Linked DNA regions of Homo sapiens: region 1 is linked to region 2. Evidence: read pairs that join two places in POLR2A ChIA-PET (ENCODE). Cell type or tissue: PC-9. All regions are shown on one strand. Links, peaks and the distances in the headings refer to the core of each region. The heading gives the core; the rest is flanking DNA. Region 1 overlaps LINC01787 (long intergenic non-protein coding RNA 1787). Region 2 overlaps SLC44A3-AS1 (SLC44A3 antisense RNA 1).

Evidence for each region. Peaks named below come from ENCODE experiments on the same cell type or tissue, not always from the same donor. Only the 100,000 strongest peaks of a DNase experiment are listed, where the experiment ranks them.
Region 1: POLR2A ChIA-PET joins it to region 2 with 5 read pairs; 1 of 35 experiments calls an interaction of 5 or more read pairs at or near these places.

Annotation. Positions count from the first base shown.
Region 1 is chr1:96,369,644-96,372,556 of GRCh38, forward strand. All of the region lies in intron 1 of LINC01787 (long intergenic non-protein coding RNA 1787), which reads right to left. Among named protein-coding and RNA genes, the nearest start is that of LINC01787, 3.0 kb to the right of the region's middle. In PC-9, for the core only: no CTCF peak of the experiment used is centred there; a DNase peak (open chromatin) is centred at 1,348; H3K27ac peaks cover 676 bases.
Region 2 is chr1:94,667,661-94,670,573 of GRCh38, forward strand. All of the region lies in intron 3 of SLC44A3-AS1 (SLC44A3 antisense RNA 1), which reads right to left. Among named protein-coding and RNA genes, the nearest start is that of MIR378G, 77 kb to the right of the region's middle. RefSeq lists an enhancer at 519-1,276. In PC-9, for the core only: no CTCF peak of the experiment used is centred there; no DNase peak of the experiment used is centred there; H3K27ac peaks cover 1,348 bases.

The DNA of each region.
Region 1 (2,913 bases), core at 124-2,623, 1.7 Mb after region 2:
CTGTGCATATGCCCCCACAACAAGCACTAGCAGGCCACTGTGCATGAGGACAGCCCATCCCAAGGGAAGAATCGGAAGAAGTAACACAAGACCCCTGAAGCATGCCAAACCCTAAGGGAAAGTCAACCTGTGCACTTGATCTTTCAAGTTGCCTGCTTGGCCCTCTTCGAAGTGCACTTTACTTCCTTTCATTTGTGAACCCCCAAGTATCTGAGACAGGTCTCAGTTAATTTAGAAAGTTTATTTTGCCAAGGTTGAGGGTGTGCGCCCGTTACACAGCCTCAGGAGGTCCTGACAACATGTGCCCAAGCGGGTCAGAACACAGTTTGGTTTTTATACATTTTAGGGAGACATGAGACATCAATCCACATATATAAGATGAATATTGGTTCTATCCAGAAAAAGCGGGACAATTCAACGCAAAGGCGGGACTACTTGAAGCGGGAGGGGGCTTCCAGGTCATAGGTAGATAAGAGAAAATTGTATTCTTTTGAGTTTCTGATTAGCCTTTCCAAAGGAGGCAATCAGATATGCATTTATCTCAGTGAGTAGAGGGGTGACTTTGAATAGAACGGGAGGCAGGTTGGCTCTAAGCAGTTCCCAGCTTGACTTTTCCCTTTAGCTTAGTGATTTGGGGGGCCCCAAGATTCATTTTCCTTTCACACATTCCTGTTCTAAAGCTTTTTAATAAACCTTCACTTCTGCTCTAAAACTTGCCTCCATCTCTCACTCTGTCTTATGGCCCTTGGTCAAATTCTTTCTTCTGAGGAGGCAAGAATTGAGGTGATTGCAGACCCATGCAGATTCACTGCCACTAACAGTATCTGAAGTACCACACTTCAGTTCTACAGTGTAAGATATTGTGCATTTATCTATCATTTGCCATTGATGTGAATGAGTTTTCAAGAACATATCCTTAGCAGGGATTGGGAGTTATAGGGAACCAAAGAAAACATTATGATACTGATGTGGACATACCACTGAAGGAGACCAAAGTAAAAACAAAGTGAACCAGCTTGATCAGCCTCTTAATAATTCTCATATTTCTCAGGGCAGGATGGGCTGTACAGCACCCCCCCCCCCCACCCCCCACTTCCTTGCATTTTCCATGATAAAGAATCTTTATCTGTTTTAACTCAGGAACTTGTATTGAAGGAAGTGGTATTATTCGCACTAGAACTAATGTTTGAAGGAGGCTATAAAATTTCCCATCCTAAAGAGGTTTAAGGATAAGTTAGTTTTGTTTTAGTCTGGGATTGTTTAAAAGAAATCTGCAAAAAGCCTGGGAGTGGGGATGCCTGTGGGCAGTTCTTCCAGCGCAGTGTTCCTCTGTTTCCTGATTGCAGGGAGCATTGAGTCATCATCTGACAGGCATAAATAATACTTGAGAAACATATCCTGTCTTTGAAAATAGATTCCATGAATTCTTCAAGTTGTGTTTTTGCATTTTTTTTTCTTTTTTTTTTGAGAAGGAGTCTTGCTCTGTCACCCAGGCTGTAGCGCAGTGGCGCGATCTTGGCTCACTGCAAGCTCCACCTCCCGGGTTCACACCATTCTCCTGCCTCAGCCTCCCGAGTAGCTGGGACTACAGGCGCCCGCCACCAACGCCCGGCTAATTTTTTGTATTTTTAGTGGAGATGGGGTTTCGCCTTGTTAGCCAGGATAGTCTTGATCTCCTGACCTTGTGATCCACCCGCCTTGGCCTCCCAAAGTGCTGGGATTACAGGCGTAAGCCACCGCGCCCGGCCTGCATTTTTACATTTTACATTTTATACTTTATCTTTCGTCACGTTTGAACAAAAAAGTGAGTGAGTAAATAAATGAACAGGTAAATTAAAGCATTTTCTTTATTTCCACCTAACTAAATACATCCATTTTACTGTTTTACTCATCTGTGTAACAAATGTGAAAAATACACAAGGAAGGGTTTTTTTTTTCCAGCATAGGCAATTCTTCAACTTTTATGTCCATAAGAATCACTCAGTAAACTTACTAAATGTGAAGATTCATGAGCCCCCTACCTAAAGATTCTGATTTAATAGATCAGCACTTTGGGATGCCGAGGCGAGTGGATCACAAGGTCAAGAGATCGAGACCAACCTGGCTAACACGGTGAAACCCCGTCTCTACTAAAAATACAAAAAATTAACCAGGCGTGGTGGTGGGCGCCTGTAGTCCCAGCTACTCGGGAGGCTGAGGCAGGAGAATGGCGTGAACCCGGGAGGCGAAGCTTGCAGTGAGCCGAGATCGCCCCACTGCACTCCAGCCTGGGCGACAGAGTGAGACTCCATCTCAACAACAACAACAAAAAAATAGATCAGGCATAAACACACAGGAATGTAAATGGTAATATCATACACACAAACTTCAAAGTTATGTCTGATGTGAGTGGTCCACAGGCCACACTTTGAGAAATATTGCTATCTAAGGGCTGTTGATTCTCTGGTCTATCATTCTGATATCAGAACCTTAAAAAATTGTGAGTTGCAATCATCCCACCTTTGGACCAGAGTCAGCCAAGTGGAAGCAAGCATTATCAAGTAAGAGAATTTCAGAGATTCGCCAAAGTGAGAAGGGACATTGCAATATCAAGACTTACTATAAAAATGTAGTAATCAAGACAGCATGATATTGACACAAAGGTTAATCGAACAATGGAAAAGAATGGAGGGTCAAGAAATAGATCGATACATGAGGAATTGATTTTTAATCAAGGTGTAAAACAATTTTCATTGGAGAATAGTCTTTTCAAAAAATGGTGCCAGAACAATTGGATATCCATATACCAAGTAAGTACTCCTATCCACAATATTGAAAAAGTAACTCAAAATGAATAATATACCTAAATGTTAAACCGAAAGCTATAGAACTTCAAGAAGAAAAGATAAAAGAAAATCTCTGTGATGGTATTTT
Region 2 (2,913 bases), core at 228-2,727:
TTGAGTAGGTAGTTAGGCAGACATAAGCAAGGCAGGGCAGTGCCCTACCCCTCAACCAGGACTGCCAGGAGACTGTCAAGTGATGGTCAGGCAGTTATTAAACTGTCTGTCCAAAACAATTGGTCAAAGCCAGCAGCAGGGAAAGGTGGTCTCCCAATAGATAGAAAACACCTGAAGCTGGTGATCAGCTGCTGTCAATAAGATCTCAGGAGCTGGGTGAGTGGAGTCAAGCATGCGCATGCTAAGAGGCAAAATGGCAGTTTAGCTGGGATATGACCTTCCTCTAGGAACACTCTACTGGTAAGAGAACAACGCCTCAAGTGAGCATGCGCAAAAATTCAGCAAACACACTGTGGCTGGGGCCCCTCCCAAGTTCTGGGAGGCCGCTGCACATGTGGACGTCCCATCCCAAAGGAAGAATCAGGGCAGAAGAGACACAAGAGCCCGGAAGCATGCCAACATAAAAAAACCCAAGTTTACATTTGGATCTCTCAAGTTGTCCTCTTGGCCCTCTTCCAAGCGTACTTTACTTCCTTTCATTCCTGCTCTAATACTTTTTAATAAACTTTCACTCTTGCTTTATAACTTGCCGTGGTCTCTCATTCTGCCTTATGCCCCTCAGACGAATTCTTTCCTCTGAGGAGGCAAGAATCAAGTTGCTGCATACTCATATAGATTTGCTGCTGCTAACGAAACCAAGCGTATGATTCTTTCTTCTTTTTTGCAGCTGTGAGGAGTTTTAGCCAATTCAAAAACATTGTTCACCATAACTTGAAATTCTCATTTGGATTTGACCAAATAAGGTAGAGTTGGTCGAATCCAATGTGAGAAAGACTAAAATAATAAGGAAACAACAAAACAACAACAACAACAACAAAACCAATGCGATTACTGAGCACTTTAGTGTTAAAAGGAAATTAAGATCAGCTGGTTGTCAATCTTAACTCTTAGTCATTAAGCAGGATTTTCAAGACAAAACTCCAATTCAGCTACTTACCTAGGAGTGGCGCCCAGGCTCAATACTCCTCTCTACCATTTTAGAAGCAGTAAAATACTCAAACTCACCTTCCCTGTTGGATACAAGCTGAAACTCCAGAAAGGAGTTGCCTGCCATCCATTGTCATGGAAACAGGAAAACTCGCCTTTTTTGTTGGAAGTGAGTAAAACTCCAGAAAAGGAGTTGTACTTCAAAATAAACCTTAGATCTCAACCAAATTTGGGGTGATCAGGGATTCTCCAGAGGGAGTTGCTCCCAGACCTCAGAAAATTGTCTTATCTTTGAGCAACAAAGATAACCTAGGCTGGAACCAAGTACTGGTAAGAGATTTGTCAAAGGTCAGGGGCACCTCCTCTCAGAGTCCCTTCCGTCAGCCGCCAATTTGTAAGCCAAAAAATATCTGAGACAGGTCTCAATCAATTTAGAAGTTTATTTTGTCAAGGTTAAGGACATGCCCAGAATAAATAAAGACAGAGCCACAGAAATAGTCTGTGGTCTGTGCCTTTCTCCAAAGGTGATTTTGAGGACATCAATATTTAAAGGGAAAAAGTGGACTGGAGGGGAAAGAGGAAGGGTATGGTAATCCCTATATTGCAAGAGAAAAGGAGCAGGTAGAGGAATAGTCAATTATGTATTCATCTTGTGCTCAGTAAATTGGCACTTTTCATAAGATAAAGTGAACATAGACTAACTGCCTGTGGAGATATTTAACCTCTTATCTGCAGCTATCTGCTCAGAAACAAAAAGAAAGGCAGCTTCTTGCATGACTCAGCTTTTAGCTTAATTTTTTTTCCTTTGGCATAGTGAATTGAGATCCTGAGTTTTTATTTTCCTTTCACACATATAATGGGGACAAATGTCTTGGAGAAATTTTGAAGATTCTTCTCTCGGAAGATTAGATTGATCATATATCCAAAGTATTCAGTACAGAGACTGGCCAGTAAACAACTGTTAAGTCCTTTCTATTCTTTTGTGTATTTCCTAGAGTGGGCAAAGAATGGAGGGGACAGGTGGTCCATTTCCCTTTTTCTAGGGTAGCTTAGCAAGACACTAGTCATAGCAATAACTCTGAACCACTCCGTTTCCTTTTCTTAGTGAAGGTTTAAATTTTGTTTGAATTTTACTAAAAGAAATGCCTTGTCAAGGATGACTTCCAGAACTAGGGTTGGCTGCTTTGATTAACATCTGCTCTGGAAAAAGCACCCACCTCAAGTTCAAAGTCATTCCCTGCTCTTTGGAGAAGATAAAGTAAGCACATGTCTTCTCTCACCAGCACAAGGAAAACTTCTCCAGGTAGAGGAAGGGTGAAGACCTCATCCTTCAATCTTTGCTTCTTGAACCACCTTCACAGATTTCACAGGGGCTAAAAAAGTCTATCTTCTCCCAGGTCAGCAAAGAAAAGCAGCATCCTTTCTCTTCTGTAGTCAACCTTCATTCAGGCTTAATGGAGTGAAAAAAATTATAACCCTCTTCTCAGAGAGGACTGTCTTTGTTAAAGAAAAGACCCTGATAAACATCTGGGGTTAGAAGGTGAGACCCTGAATCATGACTTAGCTGAAGACAAGCTCATTAGAAGATAATTAAACTTTTCTGAATTAGAATTCAATGGAACTTGAACAGAAAAGATTTATTGGGAGGGTGATGGAGAAAGAAGAAAGATGGCAAGCCACGTGGTTGAGAGGCCAAAAAACTGCTAAGAACAAGGAGGTCTGCTTCAGATTCCAAAGTCATTTGCTCTGTTCTGATGTAACTATCTCCACAGCTTCCTAACCCCTTCAGGACAGTCTGCTTTACAGGCATTCACATTGAGTACGAGTGGCTTTTTTAGTGGAAGTCAAGTGTATAGGCCAAGTCCCACATGTGGGTCACTTTGATGTAAAACAAAGACAACATCTACAGACTGAAGAGCTGAGTCA